Regions from separate parts of the Homo sapiens genome. Here region 1 is linked to region 2. A link is a loop called in an ENCODE intact Hi-C map of the cell type or tissue named here. Cell type or tissue: thyroid gland. All regions are shown on one strand. Each heading gives the region's core, and the rest is flanking DNA. Links, peaks and the distances in the headings are about the cores only. Region 1 overlaps SLC71A1 (solute carrier family 71 member 1). Region 2 overlaps SASS6 (SAS-6 centriolar assembly protein).

Region 1 (9,578 bases), core at 2,375-7,374, 55 kb before region 2:
CTTTCCTTTTCCTTTCCCTTCCCCTTTCCCCTTTTCCTTAAGCCTTTTCCCTAAGCCTTTTCCCTTTTTTAACCCTTTCCTTCCCCTTTTCTCTTCCCCTTTCCCCTTTTCCTTTCTCCTCCTCTCCTTTCCTTTCCTCTTCTCTTCTCTCCTCTCCTCTTCTTTCCCCTTTCTCCATTCCTTTTCCCTTTGCTTTCCTTTCCTCTTTCCTTTCCAGACAGGGTGTTGCCCAGACTGGACTCACTCTTGGGATCAAGTGATCTCCCACCTCAGCCTCCTGAGTAGCTGGGACTATAGGCAGGTGCCACCTCACCTGACTAAGAGTGCTATTTTTATGAAGTGTTTCCTGCTGTCACATCTGCTAATTTGTAGGCTGTTGTCCAGTAGGCTAGAAATGTCTGCGGTTAACAGGTTTGCTCTACTCGTGTCCTTTTCAACTTTAATCTTCATCTTCACCAGGCTTAAAAAAATAGACTTCCTCAGAGTTTTAGAGATGTTCTTAATTTATCTGTGATTTCATTCTTCCTAACCCTGCCAACTAAAAAGATTACCAAGCTCAGTTTTGTTCCAGGGCTTAACATATTATTCATGAGAACAGGAACCTCCAAGTCTTTAAGCTTTATTTCAGCTAGCCCTTCAGTATGTATCAAGATAAACGTTCATTTAATTTTAATATTGGAAAAGTCACAGTGAAATTGGATTTCCTTAGAGCAGTGGATTTTAGACTCCTTTCACAGAGAGCACTTAAGGGTTTATGGAGATGCCCTTAACCAAGCTTGTCCAACCCATGGTCCACAGGCTGCACACATGGCCCAACAGAAATTCATAAAGTTTCTTAAAACATTATGCAGTTTTTTTTTCTTTAAGCTCATCAGCTATTGTTAGTGTATTTTATGTGTGGCCCAAGACCGTTCTTCCAGCGTGGCCCAGGGAAGCCAAAAGATTAGACACCCCTCCCCTAAGGACCAGCATGACTGGCAGTCAAGGAGGGGTGTTTGTACAGTGCCCAGGCTCTCAACCCTTCCTCAACTAAAAGAGTTAAAAAATTTAAATAGGCCGGGCATGGTGGCTCACGCCTGTAATCCCAGCACTTTGGGAGGCCGAGGCGGGCGGATCACGAGGTCAGGAGATCGAGACCATCTTGGCTAACACGGTGAAACCCCATCTCTACTAAAAATACAAAAAATTAGCCGGGCGAGGTGGCGGGCGCCTGTAGTCCCAGCTATTCGGGAGGCTGAGGCAGGAGAATGGCGTAAACCCCGGGGGCGGAGCCTGCAGTGAGCCGAGATCGCGCCACTGCACTCCAGCCTGGGCGACAGAGCGAGACTCCGTCTCAAAAAAAAAAAAAAAAAAAAAAAAATTTAAATAGAGGCAGGGTCTTGCTGTGTTGCCCAGGCTGGTCACAAACTTCTGGCTTCACGCAGTCCTCCCACCTTGGCCTCCCCAAGTGCTGAGATTACAGGCATGAACCATCACACCCAGTCTTCTTAAAAAAATCTCTTTTACCTATGAATTTGCCAGTAGGATTTATTGGAACAGAGGGCTCCAAGGCTTAGAAAGTTTGAAGACAGTGTCCTGAGAGGCTATCATTTATTTTATTTTATTTTTGAGATGCGGTCTCACTCTGTCACCCTGGCTGGAGTGCAGTGGTGCTGTCATGGCTCACTGCAACCTCCGCCTTTCTGGCTCAAAGGAATTCTGCCACCTCAGCCTCTGAAGTAGCTGAGACTACAGGTGCACACCAGCATGCCCAGCTAATTTTTCTTTTTTCTTTTTTGATACAGACAGGGTTTCTCCATGTTGTCCAGGCTGTTTTTAAGGCAAGAATCTAATTCTTTACTTTTCCTGCCAAAGGAGAGAGTATAAGAAAAGTGGGGCCAGGCTTGGTGTCTCATACCTGTACTCCCAGCCCTTCGGGAGGCTGAGGTGGGAGGATCGCTTGAGCTCAGGAGTTCGAGACTAGCCTAGGCAACATAGCGTGACTTCCACCTCTATAAAAAATAAACAAAATTAGCTGGGCGTGGTGGTGTGTGCCTGTAGCCCCATCAGGAGATCTTCAGGCAGGAAGATCTCTTGAGCCTGAGAGGTCAAGACTACAGTGAGCCGTGATGGCACCACTGCACTCCAGCCTGGGCGACAGAGCAAGACCCAGTTCCCCCACTCTCGCCCCCACAAGAAAAAAAGATAAATGGCACAGGTAGGAAGAGAAAAGGGAGGGTGTGCAACAGAAGGCCTGACATAAATCAAGATTATGAAAGGAGTTATGTGGTGTTGAGGAAAAAAGTAGCCTGACTAATCTCTGTCTATCCTTAATTTATTGCAGGTTTCAGCAACATTTGCTGCAAGTTTAGTCACCAGTCCTGCAATTGGAGCTTATCTTGGACGAGTATATGGGGACAGCTTGGTGGTGGTCTTAGCTACAGCAATAGCTTTGCTAGATATTTGTTTTATCCTTGTTGCTGTGCCAGAGTCGTTGCCTGAGAAAATGCGGCCAGCATCCTGGGGAGCACCCATTTCCTGGGAACAAGCTGACCCTTTTGCGGTAAGTTTATACTTTTTCCTTCTCCTTGATAAAAAAGTGCATGATTCAGTGCAGCATTAATATTTTGTTGTGGATATTTCTTTAGGGAAAACATCTTGGGTTTTTCTTTTAACATTTTGAAATACTTTTCAGAATAGTTTGGGGAATATGAAATAAATAAAAAGGACAACTAGTTGTCCATGAGTACACTGCCAAAAGGAATCTCTGCGTATTCTTAAGAATAGTTCAGTGGTTTTGATAGAAAACCTTATATCAATCAGTCTTTTTCTTGTTCTAGTCCTTAAAAAAAGTCGGCCAAGATTCCATAGTGCTGCTGATCTGCATTACAGTGTTTCTCTCCTACCTACCGGAGGCAGGCCAATATTCCAGCTTTTTTTTATACCTCAGACAGGTAAAATCCTCTTCCACTAAGGTGGACTTTTCTTTCATTGTCTAGTGCTTTAATAAAAATATTTAATCTTGAGAGAACTGTAATAGAAGTGGCCTTTAAAAATGAATATCATTGGACTTGGTATAGTGGCTCACGCCTGTAATCTCAGCACTTTGGTAGGCCAAGGTGGGTGGATCAGCTGAGGTCAGGAGATCAAGACCAGCCTGGCCAACATGGCAAAATCCTATGCTTACTAAAAATACAACAACTAGCCAGGCGTAGTGGCGGGCACCTGTAATCCCAGCTACTTGGGAGGCTGAGGCAGGAGAATCACTTGAACCCAGGAGGCGGAGGCTGCAGTGAGCCAAGATTGCGCCATTCACTCCAGCCTGGGTAACAAGAGCGAAACTCCGTCTCAAAATTAAATAAATAAATAAATAAATAAAAAGAATATTATTTGGTCTACTAGACTTTACCTCCTATTCTGTGTGGCTGATGTTCCTTATGCATTTCTAATGGGGGTTATTTGGTATATTAAGATATTTGGCTTAGGGAGAAAGATAGTTTTCCCTGTCCATATAGGTGGTTTGAGTTTGTTGGCTATAGAATTGATGGGATGATTTAACCCCTTCACCTGCTCCAGCTTCTTTGTGATTTAGAGCATATGTAAGTAGAGCAGCTAGCCAAAATGAGAGCAAAAACAAGTATTTTCCTCCTTGACACTAGTCTCACTAGACGGAGATCAAGCCTTTAACCAATACATGTAAAATGCACAAAATACTGCAATATTTATTTGTAAAATGATTCTGAGTTCTTGATAAGTATCTCCAATTTAGTATATCCACATTGAGGGACCCACCATGGATAAGTAGGCATTTTTAGTATGTTAAGATATGTTGTATTTCCTCTGAGGAATTCTTTGTTTATAAATGAATTACATTTATTTTTTTCTGGCCCATTAAATGTTAATATACAAGTAGCTGCAGTGGTTTTCTATCTGGTATACATTTGTATTCATTAATGTTACCTTTTCTGGAAACCCTTCTAGATAATGAAATTTTCACCAGAAAGTGTTGCAGCGTTTATAGCAGTCCTTGGCATTCTTTCCATTATTGCACAGGTGAGTTTCTTTTTTTAGTTAGAGTGATGTCAGTGACCCTGGCTGGCCATCCAAACTGGGGCCTCATCTAGTGATGGTATCTTGGTGGAATCAACAAAGTCAGGAGTCTGAGGTTGATAGGTTCAGAAATTCAATTTGTTTGTGTAGCTAGTGTTGATCAGATTTTTGGGACTGACACATTTAATATAGGATATATAAACGTAAAAGCTAGTTTATTGATGTATACTAGGATATATGTCTGGATGAAGTTAGAAGTTTCATGTCTTGTAGTCCTTGTCCTATTTATTCACTCATTCAACAAATATTTATTGAATACCTACCGTGTGTCAGGCACTGGGGATACAGCAGTGAACTTAACTAAATTCTTGCTTTTGTAGAGTTTACATTCTGGTGGGATAAGACAGAAAATAAAAACACCAATGTAAACATATCAGATGTATTGAGAACTACAGAGAAAAAGCTAAGGGTCATATGGAGAGTGACTTGGGAGAATGGTCTTAAGGGCACAGGGGGCATGGTTGAGAAGACCTTGCTAATGCAAGGTGACATTTCAGCAGAGACGCAAAGGTATGAGGAACAAGCTGTAGGATTATCTGGAAGAAGAGAATTTTAAACAGTACAAACAAAATTCTCAGGAGAGACTGTAGCTGGCTTGTGTAAGAAACAACAGGGGGCCAGTGCGGCTCCAGTTGAGTGAACAGTTGAGAGCATCTTAGAAACTGAAGTCCAAGAGGTAGTGAGGGACCAGATCGTGCGGGGCTTACAGGTCCTCATAAGACTTGAGTAAGATAGGAAGTCATTGGTGGGTTTTGAGCAGCAGAATGACATGAAAGTGTGTATCTTGGCAGCCCAGTTGGTAAACAGTTGTTGTGTGATGAATAAGATATTAATCAACACAGGAATTTGGATTTTCTGAGGAGATATTTCATCCTGGCTTCCAAACTGTTTCTGTTTAACAATAAGAATACTATCTTTTTTCCAGTGACCACCATAATTCTCTCACATCACAGAACATTGTCCTCCTTCCTGTGAAAAAGCCCCACCCCCTTTCTTGCTATTTGGCTTTCTGTTTCTAAGACACTATGAAGACAATCTAGTCTAAGTTAATACTTTTTCTCACCTTAGATGTAATCTACTAGATTACAACTTAGTTTTATTCTAGGGTATTTTTAATTGACTCTTGGATGGTTCACCATTTCTCGAGTAGGATTCCTTCTGCAGGTCTCATGATTCATTCTGTTTTGGTGAGTTTAGCAACAAATTTCAAATTTAAATCCTATATGCCTCCCCAAGCCTCTGCACATACATATACTTGGTGTTGAGTATTAGTACTATTTCTAGCTTCAGGTTTGTCCTAAAAATCATCAGTCTGGAAAAACAATGCATTTAAATATTCATTCCTAGCCATGAGAAAAGTGCTTTTTAACTTTGGAGGAAAATATACTGTAGCCTTTATATAAAAATGGCTTTAAAAAAAGTTTTTGAGGCCAGGTGCGGTGGTTCATGTCTGTATTCCCAGCACTTTGGGTGGCCAAGGTCAGGGACCGCTTGAGCCCAGGAGTTCAAGACCAGCTCAAGCAACTTGGCAAAACCCCATCTCTACCAAAAAAAAAAAAAAAAAAAAAAAAAAAGAAAGAAAGCCCGGTGTGGTGGTGTGTGCCTGTAGTCCCAGCTACTCAGGAAGCTGAGATGGGAGGATTGCTTGATCCTGGGAGGTCGAGGGTGCAGTGAGCCACAGTTGTCCCATGGTACTCCAGTATGGGCAACAGAATGAGACCCTGTCTCAAAAAAAAAGTGTAAGGAAAATACACAGTTAGTATGTGTAGAACTTGATGAATTATCAAAGATTAACCCAACCTTGCAATAGATGTGATCAACCTGGGCATGAGTATCTTTTTCATACATTGCCAACATTAGATTTGCTAACATTTTGTTTAAGATTTAGATGAAGAGAGCAGACTAATACTGTAATGACACATAAAAGATTGATAGCTATAAGGTCTTAAGTTCTGTTTCTTACTTAAATGACCATGGGAGCTGTATGCATCTAATAAATGTAGTCAGTGACACTGCAGACCCAGTGATGAGTGGAGGGTGCTTTTGAGGGTATTTTTCCTCTGTTTAGCAGATGGCATCTGGCACTAGGTTACAAGATGAAAAACAGTCTCTGAGAGTGCAGAATCTGGCAGGGCAGACAGGTAAAGGAGAGGAATGTAGTTGGATTTGTATTGGAAAGATCAGTGCAGCAGCAGAGCCCTGAAGGCAGTAAGACCGCAAAGGTGCAAGCAACCCTCCAAACACCATTGCTGACACAGCATGACACACACAGTCCATGAGGAACAAGGTCCTTAAGTGACCATTTAGGTTTTGGTGCTTATGTAGAAGTAAGAATTAACACTTTATATCATATATGAGCTACTACATTATTACATGTATAGCCTCAAAGGTAGAAGAATGATCTTGTATTCTCATTTATGCAGAAATATACAATTGAGAATGACTTGTCCCCTGTTGACCTTCCATACCACTGAAAGACCAGTGTATTTCTCCCTCCTCTCCAGCAGCACGGAGCTGCTAATAGCTCTCCATTAATGCATGTTTGCTTTATTTCTTACCCACGTGCTTTTGTTCCTGCTATTCTTTCTGCCTCCCCTTCCTCCACCCTAAGTAGCCCTTTTCTGGGTCCCCATGCTCATGTGCGCATATCTCCATCATTGTACAGAATACAGTGTAGTAGAGATTTTATCTCTGTTTATTGCCTTAGTTTGTGAGCTCTAGCGGACCTCTGAGTAGATGATGAGGTCAGGATTATATCATATTCATTTTTGTCACCCTAGCACCCTGAACTGCCAGGAGGTGCTAAACTAAAGGTCATTGGTTTTTTTCCATAATGTTAAAAAAAAAAAAAACTTAAAAAATTAGTAGTAAGCACTTTAAAATTGGGAAGTGTTACGTGAAATTATAGTTATGTAGCTTCTCCCCCAAAATGATTAGATCTGGTAACCGGGTGTGGGCCAACCTTCCAGCGAGAGCCAAGTAGTTGCTGTCCCCTTTGGAACCTTTTCTTTTTGGTTTATCATCAGCCCCATTACTTCCTGGGCACCGGTACGTATAAGAGTTCCTAACACTTGCACTAAGTAAGTGTTTACATGAGAACATCAATATAGTTCTACACATTTCTTTTTTCTCAGTGTTTTCCTATCCAGCCCTCTCTGTGGGGGTGACTCCCACACTTACTCTTCCAGTCCAGTCCCTGAGCTCCTATATGACACATTGGCTGGGTATCTCAGCCTTAACATGGCCAAAATTAAAATCTGGGTTCCATCCCTTGCCCGCCACCCCTATGCTCCTCATCTCATTCAGTGGCTTCACCACCGCCAGGTTTTGGGGGCCAGAAGCCTTAGCGACATTCATGAATCCTTTCTCCCTAACCTTACATTCAGCCCATCAAATGATACTTCCTATCACCTCTCTCTCCAAAATATATCTTGAATCAGAGCGTTTCTGATATTCTCCATTAGTAGGAACCCAATCTGAGCCGTGGCCATATCTTCCATCTGGTCTCTCTGCTTCCATCTTGCCTCACTATAGTTCATTCTGCACTTGGCAGAGTAATTTTTGTAAAATGGAAATTTAATCGCATCTTACCTATAACTCACTTTCCTTTGCAACCAGAATAAAATCTAGACTCCTTATTATGTCATTTTCCTCCACTCTCCACATGGTTGAGTATGTTCTGTTTCAGTCCAGGGCCTTTGCACTTGCTGTCAGCCTTGCTTGGGGTGTTCTCTTTCCCCAGATCTTTGCATAACTAGGTCTCTCCCCTTAGTGAGCTCTCACTTCAAAAGGCCTTCCCTGGATCCTGGTTTAAGCAGCATCTCCATCACACTGCCCTGTTTTATTTTGTTCATAGCAGCTACAACCTGGAATATCTTGTTAAATAAGCAGGCTCATATGCATCTTTCCTCCATGAGAAGGTAGTCCGTGTGTTGATGGATACTTTGACTTACTCACCCATGCGTCTTCAGGCCAAGAATAAGAGTTGGTCTTATTAGGAATTTGGCAAATATTTGTTGACAGACTAACCAAAGCTGATGTTAGTGTTAGCTTAGCTGTTCATCAGCTATGCCATCTTGCTTAAGTCATTTAACCTTTGGGACTCAGTGCTGTCATCTTCAAAATGAGAGTTAAATTAAGGGACACCAAAAATTTTTTCCGTTCAAGAACACTTATATATTAAGTATTTTGTTCCATTATTATTAATATTATTGAGAATATTATAACATTTAGAATTATGCATGCTTTCCATAAACACTTATTAAGAACTTACTGGGTGCTGGGGATATAAATGTAAATAAGAGAAAAGTTCCTGCCTTCAAGAAGAAAATCAGTGTTCCCAGTTACAGTGTTGTAAGTATCGGTGTCTTTTAGGGCTTTGGGTCACAAGATAGGCTGTAGGGGAAGGAGTCCAAGAGGAGGTTCTCACAGCAGTGGGCCTGCTGCAGTAATTCTGCACATAGGACGTTACCCCAGGAAAGGGGGATTGGTGTATCTCATTGTTTCCAATTTTAATGACTCATCTCATGGCCTTAAGAAAATATATTCTTGGCCGGGCACGGTGGCCCACACCTATAACCTTAGCACTTTGGGAGGCCAAGGTGGGTGAATCACCTGAGGTCAGGAGTTCGAGACCAGCCTGGCCAACATGGTGAAACCTCATCTCTACTAAAAATGCAAAAAAAATTTAGCTGGGCATGGTGGCACGTGCCTGTAATCCCAGCTACTCGGGAGGCTGAGGCAGGAGAATCACTTGAACCTGGGAGGTGGAGGTTGCAGTGAGCCAGCATTGCGCCACAGCACTCCAGCCTGGGCAACAAGAGCGAAACTCCATCTCGGGGGGAAAAAGAAAGGCTGGGCACGTGGTGGCTCACGCCTGAGATACCAGCACTTTGGGAGGCCGAGGCAGCTGGATCACAAGGTCAGAAGTTCGAAACCAGCCTGGCCAATATGGTGGAACCCTGTCTTTACTAAAAATACAAAAATTAGCAGGCATGGTGGTGGGCACCTGAGTCCCAGCTACTCGGGAGGCTGAGGCAGAAAAATCGCTTGAACCCCGGAGGCAGAGGTGGCAGTGAGCCAAGATTGTGACACTGCACTCTAGCCTTGGCAACAGAGCGAGACTCCGTCTCAAAAGAAAAAAAAACCCAAAAGAAAAAGAAAATATATTCTCCAGTTAATCTTATCTATAAAAAGGAAATGAGGCTAATAATGCATTCTAAGCCTTTTTTATTGAATTGGGATTTATTCTTTGAGAACAGCTTTCCACAAAGGGGAAGATAGTCATTTCTGCAGATAAGTACTTACTGGCTAGATGGGTTGGTTGAAGGGCTATGAGATGACCGCATTTTATAAGTACTTTCTGGTAATATTAATGATCTCTGCTTGAGAAGTGTCAGCTTTCTTAGACTAGCATTCCTGAAAGAACACGTGCTCCAGGGTACATGGCTGGCCCATGCCATCCTGTTCCCACTGAGCTGGGAGTTGAT
Region 2 (9,578 bases), core at 2,525-7,524:
AAGGGAAAGGTTTAGAGCATAGGAACTGAAAAGCCATTTAGGCCAGAGGAATGAGGCGAACAAGTGGGGAGTGGAGAACTAATATATGACAGAAACATACATATCTTATTTAATGAAGACTCGAGGGAACATGTTATATATTGGGGATACAGAAATGTTTGTGTAAAATCAAGTATGTACAAGAGAAAGTATCAAATTAAGATAATTAAGTGGTAGTTGAAGGGTGGCAAAGAGGAATGGAAATTCAACGGAAGCATGCTTTGAAAGAAAATACATAAAAGCTTGGAACTGAGTCAAGGAAGCAATTCAGTGCCAATGTCTGGATGACTTACAAAGACAAAATGAAATTTGAATTACCTTTCGTGTAAAGTCCAGTTGCTTAGTAGCATCATCTAGTGATTGCATCAATGATAATTTTTCTTCCTATTCATAAAAATAATAAAATTACACAGTTTACAATGTAATCATCTATAGCCATGCTACTCAAAGTATAGCATCAGCATCATCCTGGAAGCCTGTTAGAAATGCAGATTCTTAGGCTCCATCTCAAATCTAAATCATTTTAACAAGATCCCCAGATAATTTAAAGTTTGACATGCACTGATCTATAGCATTTGACTAGAAAGACTCTAAAAACTCAAGCAGCATCCCTATGTTGTTTCCTTGTGCCATATAGCACTTTATAATTTTCAAGACATTTCCATATATCTTATCTCATTAAAGATGGGCTAGGGCCGGGCGCGGTGGCTCACGCCTGTAGTCCCAGCACTTTGGGAGGCCGAGGCGGGCGGATCACGAGGTCAGGAGATTGAGACCATCCTGGCTAAAACGGTGAAACCCCGTCTCTACTAAAAATACAAAAAATTAGCCGGGCGTAGTGGCGGGCGCCTGTAGTCCCAGCTAGTTGGGAGGCTGAGGCAGGAGAATGGCGTGAACCCGGGAGGCGGAGCTTGCAGTGAGCCGAGATCCCGCCACTGCACTCCAGCCTGGGCGACAGAGCGAGACTCCGTCTCAAAAAAAAAAAAAAAAAAAAAGATGGGCTAGATAGGGTAGCTATTTCCATACATGTCTACCAGTTGATGAAACCATGACAGAAGAGTTTAAGTGACCTGTCCAAAATCACACGATTGGTAAAAACCCTGAGACCTAAGCTTCTCAATTCCTGGTCCAGATCCATCCCGACTATACCTTGACTAAATAAGAAACAGTAAAATAAATTCGTTATATTTCATAAAACTTTATTTAGAAAACAAAAACTTATGGCAATGTATCTCTTCAATAATTTATCAAAGACCATTGATACTTATTTTGTTAAAAGAATAACTTAAATTTAAATCTTACCTTGCTACATTTCAAACAGCCTGCGAGAAATTTCTTTATCTCCACATCATTTCCAGGTAAAAGTTTTAGTGAGAGGTGTGTAAGATGCTTAAAAGGATTTGTCTCTACCACATTTAAAAATGCAGGTGAGTTATCCAAAATAGCTGCTGGAGAAACTAACTGTAGCAAAAACCTTTGAAAAGAAAATGTTACATTATAACACACTTAAGAGATAGTGAAAATCTCTCACTGAATCAGAAGCTTCTCTACTTAAGAAAGCTCAGGAAAGGGAGCACATTGAGGACTCCCAATGGTAAAAGATAAATTGGGCAAAAAAAAGAAAAGATTGACTGAAACACAGTGACTACATAAAAGTCCATGAGTTCATGAGAAACAAATGAGAGAAAAAGCAAAAACTAGAAACAAAAATTCACTGAGTGCCACAAAAGTAGACTACCAGCTCTTTACTCTAAAAATTGACAATTTAAATGCAAGAATTAAGCATTTATCCTTTATGAATTTTCTGAGTAATCAAATAGCCCTAATTGCTGAGGAAAAGTTCTTCTTTATAGAAGAATTATACTTAATATAGAAAAAATTATACAGAAGCATCATTTTGTTCTTCCTAATGAAATAACTGATTCAACAACAATCGTCAACTGATAAAACCAATAAATAAAAGGTTGATGGTGAACTTTACAGTAAAAGAATCAGGCGTTAGCACCATACACACATACAATCTTAGTCTTCCCTTTTTCCAATATCATTATAAAACCAAATATTTGATGCTGCTAAATATTTCGGATGACTTTAGTGCCTTTGTCAAGACATGAAAATTAAGAAATATTTCTGATTTTAATCAAGATGCCTTAAAGTCTGAGATTTAATGGAGGCCTAACCCCAGTTCTAAAAATAAACAGGGATAGTCATAATAAACGGAAAAGATTTTGCCATCAACTTGTGTTTCAAAGAAGAGTCTGTCTTGAATTAAATTTAATAATGTAGCATTCTCATGCAACTTACCTTGGAATTTCTTTGGCATGTTCTTGAGTACATTGCTGAAGGAGATCTATAAATTTTTGTGGGAAAGCTAAGAAGTCTACCAGAAGACCTTGCTGGAATTTTAAACTATACAGAAGAAAGGAAAAGAAATTTTTTAAAAATTTTAATTAACTTTGTTTTGTTTTGGTGCCTTTTTTTTTTTTTTTTTTTTTGAGATAGAGGCTCACTCCATCACCCAGGCTGGAGTGCAGTGGTGCAATCTTGGCTCACTGCAACCTCTGCCTCCCAGGTTCAAGAGATTCTCCTTCCTCAGCCTCCTGAGTAGCTGGGATTACAGGCACATGCCACCATACCTGGCTAATTTTTGTATTTTTAGTTAAGACAGGGTTTCACCATGTTGGTCAGACTAGTCTCGAACTTCTGACCTCATGATCCGCCCTCTTCGGCCGCCCAAAGTGCTGGGATTACAGGCGTGAGCCACCGTGCCTGGCCAATTACTATCTTTAATTATAATTAGCATCCTGAAGGATTCTTTTTTCAAATTTACTAACGCTTGTTATAATCAAGAACTAAGCTAAGGAACTCTGATTTTTATAGAACGTATTCAATGGGAAAAAAAATCAATAAATTCAGCAAAAGCTTCAAACTTCACAGGTGTTTTAAGCAGAATTCTAATAACCCACAAAATATTTATTTTCCAAAACACCCTAAGTAAAGATAGTACAAATAGCCCAATATTCCCAAAGTAACTAAATCTAATATGTAGGTATGTGTTTGAAAGAGAACAGTACCAATAAAACTTAGAAACTTATTTTTTCACTAAATATAAGATCAGAAAAAAATTTAGTTACCTTTGAAAATCTTCCTCAGATATAACAAGGTTATATAAAAAAAATGGATCCGTGTCATCAGTCAGACGAATAACTAAGTCCTAAAAGAAAGTTTGTTGTTTTTAAATGTTTTTACTAGATCTGGCCTTTTGAGTAATTTCTTCTCAGAAGTAAAGAAATCCAACAACATCAGTGTATCATAGTTATATTGCAGACAGCTTTGTTTTCTAGTGCTGCTGGTTTTTTATTAGTCTTTAGAGAGTTAGAATCTTAAATAGGGGTAGACATTCCGCTCTTTAAAAGCCACATGGAGGTCTGTAAAAGTTAAGCAAGTGCTAGGAGTTGAAAGTTTAGGAATATCCTCCTATCAGAGGCTTGGGGAAATTTAGACCCAGTCCTTGCTACACCATAACATGATGAAAATTTTCTTTACCACTGAACATACCACATTCAATTTTATTTTTAGTTTCCTTAAAGTTAACTGGTATGGCATTTCAAAAGTGGCAAATATATCAGCAGAACTGACAATAATCCACACTAGAAAAAAGAGCTTCTGTCTCTCAGAAGACCAGGGTATCAGGTAACACGTTGCCAGGCTTCTTCCAAAGAGCCTATTCTCTCCTAGGCCAGGTGGCCACTGATATGGAAGCCCAACTGTTTTCAGTCTCAAATGAAGTAAGTACCTTTCATAAAGATCACTTTCCAGGTAGCTACGTGTACATAGTGTGGGAGACCATCATAACAGCTAGAGCTCACAAAAAGTACACCAAAATTATGTACCAGAGAACACTGGTGAAAGAAAAACAGCATTAGTTACAAGATGATGTAAAACTAATAAAGAACTGGGCATTAAGGTTAAGAATTCATTTGAAATAAAATCTCTACTCATGTCTACTGAGGAAATGCTAAGATCCTAGAAAAATCTAAACCACTTATGCACCAAGCTAGAAAATGAAGAGGTACAGCAGGCATAAGGAATAACATGTAAGAAGTATAATATATCATCTCTACTCTGGAAAATTAGTAATTTAGGCACCTGCTCTGCCTCAGAATGCCTTGTTCTTAAGCAGCTTCTATTTAAGTACTTCCTGAAATTCACCCAGGATGCTACTTAAAAAACCAAAGGTACTATTAATACTACTAGGTCCTTGAATGTGTTCAGGGAAAGCTATGGCACACAGAAAACAGATGCTATATTTCAGTGTTTTTTGACATGGGGTCTCGCTCTGTCGCCCAGTCTAGGTTGCAGTGGCACCCTCACAGCTCACTGCAGCCTCAACCTCCCAGTCTCAAGTGATCCTTCCACCTCAGCCTCTCAAGTAGATGGAACTACAGGAGTGTGCCACCACATTCAGCTAATTTGTGTATTTTTTTGTAGAGATGGGATTTCACCATGTTGCCTACACTGGTTTCAAACTCCTGGCTCAAGCAATCTGCCTACTTCAGCCTCCCAAAGTGCTGGGATTACAGGTGTGAGGCACTGCCCTTGGCACAGATGCCGTATTTCTTAGTTCTCTGTTCCAGTGGCCCCCAACCTTTTTGGCACTAGAAACCAGTTTTGTAGAAGACATTTTTCCAAGAATTAGGGAGTGAAGGATGGTTTCAGGATGAAACTTCCACCTCAGATCAGCCATTAGATTCTCATAAGGAGCATACAGCTGAGATCCCTTGCATGTACAGTTCACAATAGGGTTTGCACTCCTATGAGACTCTAATGCCACCACTGATCTGACAGGAGGTGGATCGTAGGAGGTTACACTCGCTTCCCTGCCTGCCACTCACCTCCTGCTGTGCAGCCTGGCTCCTAACAGGCCACAGACCGTACCAGTAAGTGGCCAGGGGGTTGGGGACCCCTCCTCTATTCTATATCCTTAGTTCTGTTAATGACTCACACTTTTGAAGGTTATATGAGACTGATACTCTAAATGCCTCTCTTCAAAACGTAAAGTAAAAGATTCACAAATATCTCCCTGCAGTACTTCGGTTTATTGTTTTTACATTTATACCATGAAATGCCAATTCTACAAGGCAGCAGTGTGTGTGTGTGTGTGTGTGTGTGTGTGTGTATGACCAACAGCAATAAAATATATTTTTATATATATGTTATTATATATATATAATATGCAACTTCTAAGTGCACTGGGCAAATCTAAGGAGAATGTCACCCCACCCCACAATTTTTCACGTATGTTTTAGAAATATATGGTATAGGCCGGGCACAGTGGTTCAAGCCTGTAATCTCAGCACTTTGGGAGGCCGAGGTGGGCAGATCACAAGGTCAAGAGATCGAGACCATCCTGGCCAACATGGTGAAACCCCGTCTCTACTAAAAATACAAAAATTAGCTGGGCGTGGTGGTGCATGCCTGTAGTCCCAGCTACTTGGGAGGCTGAGGCAGGAGAATTGTTTGAACCCGGGAGGTGAGTGAGCCGAGATCGTGCCACTGCACTCCAGCCTGGTGACAGAGCAAGACTCCATCTCAAAAAAAAAAAAAAAAAAAAGAAATATATAGTATAATTATCCTTCAGTTGTTGTCTCAGTAGATTCCACCACCCTTGATTTCCAACAGTTGCAAAATAGCCTAAAATGTAAAAGCAAAATAAATGCAATAAAAGATGTCACATTCTTAAAGAACAAAACTAATTGTCTACAATGTACCGAAATGATATTTCAAAAAAGGACTAAATACCAACCTTTCTGTGAACTGGATTAGAAACTGATTGTAGTTCAATGCTCATTCTTATACTTACTCTCCTGTAGGAAAAGACATACCCAACCATCAGAAACATTCACACGAAATGAGTTATCACTATCATTTGTATTAAGTTTTCAGTCTTAAGTGACAAGACTTTCCACAGGTGTTCTCTAACTTATGAACAGAAGTTTGAAAAGCACACCGGATTTGAAGCTTAATTTCTTCTTGTTCCACTAGTGAGTAATCTAGCAGTGTTTAACCTAAAACTAAATTTTTCTCACCTGTAAAATGGGGATATCGTGAGGATTAAATGAAATAAACACTGTGGAGTGCCTAGCACTAGCCTGATATATGACTTTGCGGCCCTGATTGTAAAGTAACATCTATTGAAAGACAAACCATCAATTTAGTAACTTTTCAACTGTAAAATGGGGATGTTTTGAGGATTAAATGAGGTAAGAACCTCATATACCCTTACTGCCCTGATTCTAAAATAACATCTAGAAAGACAAACCACCAATTTAGTAACAACTTTTCACATTAAAAAATTACCATGTCATGTAATCAAACTGATTAATGAGAGACTGATTGCATTTTAAAAACTTAGTATGTGGCCCGTCGCAGTGGCTCACACCTGTAATCCTGGCACTTTGGGTGGCTGAAGCAGGCAGATCACTTGAGGTCAAGAGTTGGAGACCAGCCTGTTAACACGGCAAAACCTCATCTCTACAAAAAATACAAAAACAAGCCAGGCGTGGTGGCACCCACCTGTAGTCCCAGCTATTTGGGAGGCTGAGGTTGGAGAAATGCGGAACCTGGTAGGCAGAGGCTGCAGTGAGCCAATACTGCACCACTGCACACCAGCCTGGGCAACAGAGACCCTGTCTCAAAAAATAAAATAAAATAAAATAAAAACTTAATATGTGAAGCGATATTAGAATGCTTTGAATGTTTAAAATCAAGGAAATAACATATTCCCTACATTTATTCATACAAAAACGTATTTTCACATCCACGAATTAAATCTGCTTAATATATTCTTTATGTAATAAAACCACAGAAGTATTATCAACAAGTTTATTACACCTATTTTATCCTTGAGTAAAGTAACTTTAAGCCCTGAGAGGGAGAGACCACAGTGTTCCACATCCTATGCTGTATCTTAGAGAATCCAGAATTGGACAGAGGTATATAGGTGAAAGTGCTCATAAACATTAATCAAATAGAGCACAAATGCTTATATAATTCAGAAAATAAAGGGAGAAATTAGTAAAAAATACCTATGCACAAGTACTTCTCAAACTATTCTGCCAGAATTAAATAACAATGGCCTTTCTTTGATGTGCAGGTAGAAAAAAGTAAACTAACAAATAGAATTTGTTCAATTTTAAGTTTTTCTTCTAAGGACTTCTTTTAAACCTTTTCCACACTATTGCTTATCTACTACACAAGTAAAAAGTATAAACAGCAATTGAGTACTGATAGGAAAACTTGGAAACAGTTGATCAAGGCTAGATTCAATTGTTTAGATTTTTTAATGCTGACTTGTAATTTTATATGGGTTTAAAATGTGTCATTTTAGTTAAGTTTCTTGTTGAACATATGATTGGATGCTAAATCTCCGTTTGTACAATAAGGTTAAATGTTACCTCATAACTTGTATCTGTTTTCTGAAAAGGAACAAGAAGCACTGGTTTACACCAGAGAGAGGAAGAATTATTTTCAAAACAAGAGAATACACTGTTGCTATTTTTCTAGTATCTAAAGCAACATATGTGAAACAGATTAGAGTGTTACTCCAATTCCATTTAAGCTTTCCTGAGCTGGGCACAGTGCCTCCCACCTGTAGTGCTGGCTACTTCAGAGGCTGAGGCAGGAGGATAGCTTGAGCCCAGGGGTTCAAGTCCAGTCTGGGCAACACAGCAAGATTAAGCTTTCGTGGTGGGGTGGGGGAGGGGGGGACTCAGTTTCCGAACTTGTAAGATAAGTGGATTCAACTAGAAGGTTTGTGAAAACCTTTTTAGCTCTACATCATTATGTTTGGTTTTCATCTTCTGAAGTTTTCTCTAGTATAAATGCCATAGTGGTATGATACTGCAGTTGGTATTTAACTTTTTATGGTGCTTTACAGTTTATTTTTATTTTAATTATTTATTTATTTATTTATTTTTGAGACAGAGTTTCGCTCTGTCACCCAGTCTGGAGTGCAATGGTGCGATCTTGGCTCACTGCAACCTCCGCCTCCCAGGTTCAAACGATTCTCCTGCCTCAGTCTCCTGAGTAGCTGAGTTTACAGGGGCACAACACCACACCTGGCTAATTTTCGTATTTTTAGTAGAGATGGGGTTTCACCATGTTGGCCAGACTGGTCTCAAACTCCTGACCTCAAGTGATCTGCCCACCTCAGCCTCCCAAAGTGATAGCAGTACAGGCGTGGGCCACTGCACCTAGACGGTGTTTTACGGTTTTAAAAGTCCTGTCATACTTCATATATTTGCAAAAAGTACAAGAAGAATTCACTTATCAAAGTGTTCTTTACATAATCCTGGAAGAGTTATATTACTATGACAATTTACCAATCATATTAATGATATTGTTGCATATATTCCAAATGCCTATATACATTAGATGTTGAAAGAAAAAACGGAAGGCCTGTAAGTTAAACGAATTCCCCATGCTTAGTTAAAAAACATCCCTAGAAATATGCTGTAGAAAAATACAAGCTTTCAGAGGATACGCTAACTAAAATCACAAATCTTATTTTTTCCCTTATAATGGTTAATGTCATAAGAGCAATATAAAACAATAAAAACTCAATAAAATGTTATTTCTCATCTCAATAGATGTCGTACTCAATAGATGTCTAATACTAATGACATTAGATTTAGTTATGAGTTCTTCTAAATAAAAAGTATTCTAAACATCAGGCTTGCTTTAGCACAACTGGATTCTAGGCCATCTCTGACACCCAGTAGCTGTGCTCTTAAACTATCAATCAAACAAATAAAAGGTACTTTAAGCCAGGTATTGTGCCAGGTGCTAGGGATACAAACAGAAATAAACATGGTCCAGGGGCTTGGCACAGTGGCTCACATCTGTAATCCCAGCACTTTGGGAGGCTGAGGTGGGTGGATCACCTGAGGCCAAGAGTTCAAGACCAGCATGGGCAACATAGCAAAATCCTATCTCTACAAAAAATTTATAAAATGAGCCAGGCATGGTGGTGCATGCCTGTAGTTTCATGTACTCTGGAAGCTGAAGCAGGAGAGCTTAAGACCAAGAGTTTGAGATTACAGTAAGCCATGATTATGACACAACACTCTAGCCTGGGCAACAGAGTGACAGCCTCTCTCTAAAAAAAAAAAAATAATAATTTTTGAACATAGGATGACACAAACAAAACAAAACAAAAAAAACCATGGTCTCTGTCCTCAAATTGAGATGAGATTAATGACTTTTTGCTAGATTTGCTTCTGATTGCATTTTAGGGCTCCATGAGAGGGGAGGGAAGGGTTACCAACACTACTGAGTACCTGCCAGGTATTCTACATATATCATCTTATTTAACAATAATCTTGATAAGTAAATATTATTTATTTTACAAAAGAAGAACTTAAGGCCCAAATAATGGTTTAAGGTCACATTACAGAGCCCAAATGAAAACTCAGATCTTTCACCTACACCACACTATCTAATAACTGAATAATGGCAATTCATTTCAACTTAGGCAA

What was found. A loop is a pair of places that touch in the nucleus more often than their neighbours do. Peaks named below come from ENCODE experiments on the same cell type or tissue, not always from the same donor. Only the 100,000 strongest peaks of a DNase experiment are listed, where the experiment ranks them.
Region 1: a loop joins it to region 2, with 2.3 times the contacts of the local background. A loop is called at or near these places in 3 of 110 quality-filtered maps.

The regions. Positions count from the first base shown.
Region 1 is chr1:100,065,654-100,075,231 of GRCh38, forward strand. SLC71A1 (solute carrier family 71 member 1) reads left to right here. Exons shown (of 12, transcript NM_033055.3): 6 at 2,324-2,542; 7 at 2,820-2,933; 8 at 3,961-4,032. Among named protein-coding and RNA genes, the nearest start is that of SLC71A1, 32 kb to the left of the region's middle. In thyroid gland, for the core only: no CTCF peak of the experiment used is centred there; a DNase peak (open chromatin) is centred at 4,728; H3K27ac peaks cover 376 bases.
Region 2 is chr1:100,120,037-100,129,614 of GRCh38, forward strand. It overlaps SASS6 (SAS-6 centriolar assembly protein), which reads right to left. Exons shown (of 17, transcript NM_194292.3): 2 at 5,846-5,906; 3 at 3,174-3,253; 4 at 2,344-2,448; 5 at 1,342-1,513; 6 at 358-423. Among named protein-coding and RNA genes, the nearest start is that of SASS6, 8.1 kb to the right of the region's middle. In thyroid gland, for the core only: no CTCF peak of the experiment used is centred there; no DNase peak of the experiment used is centred there.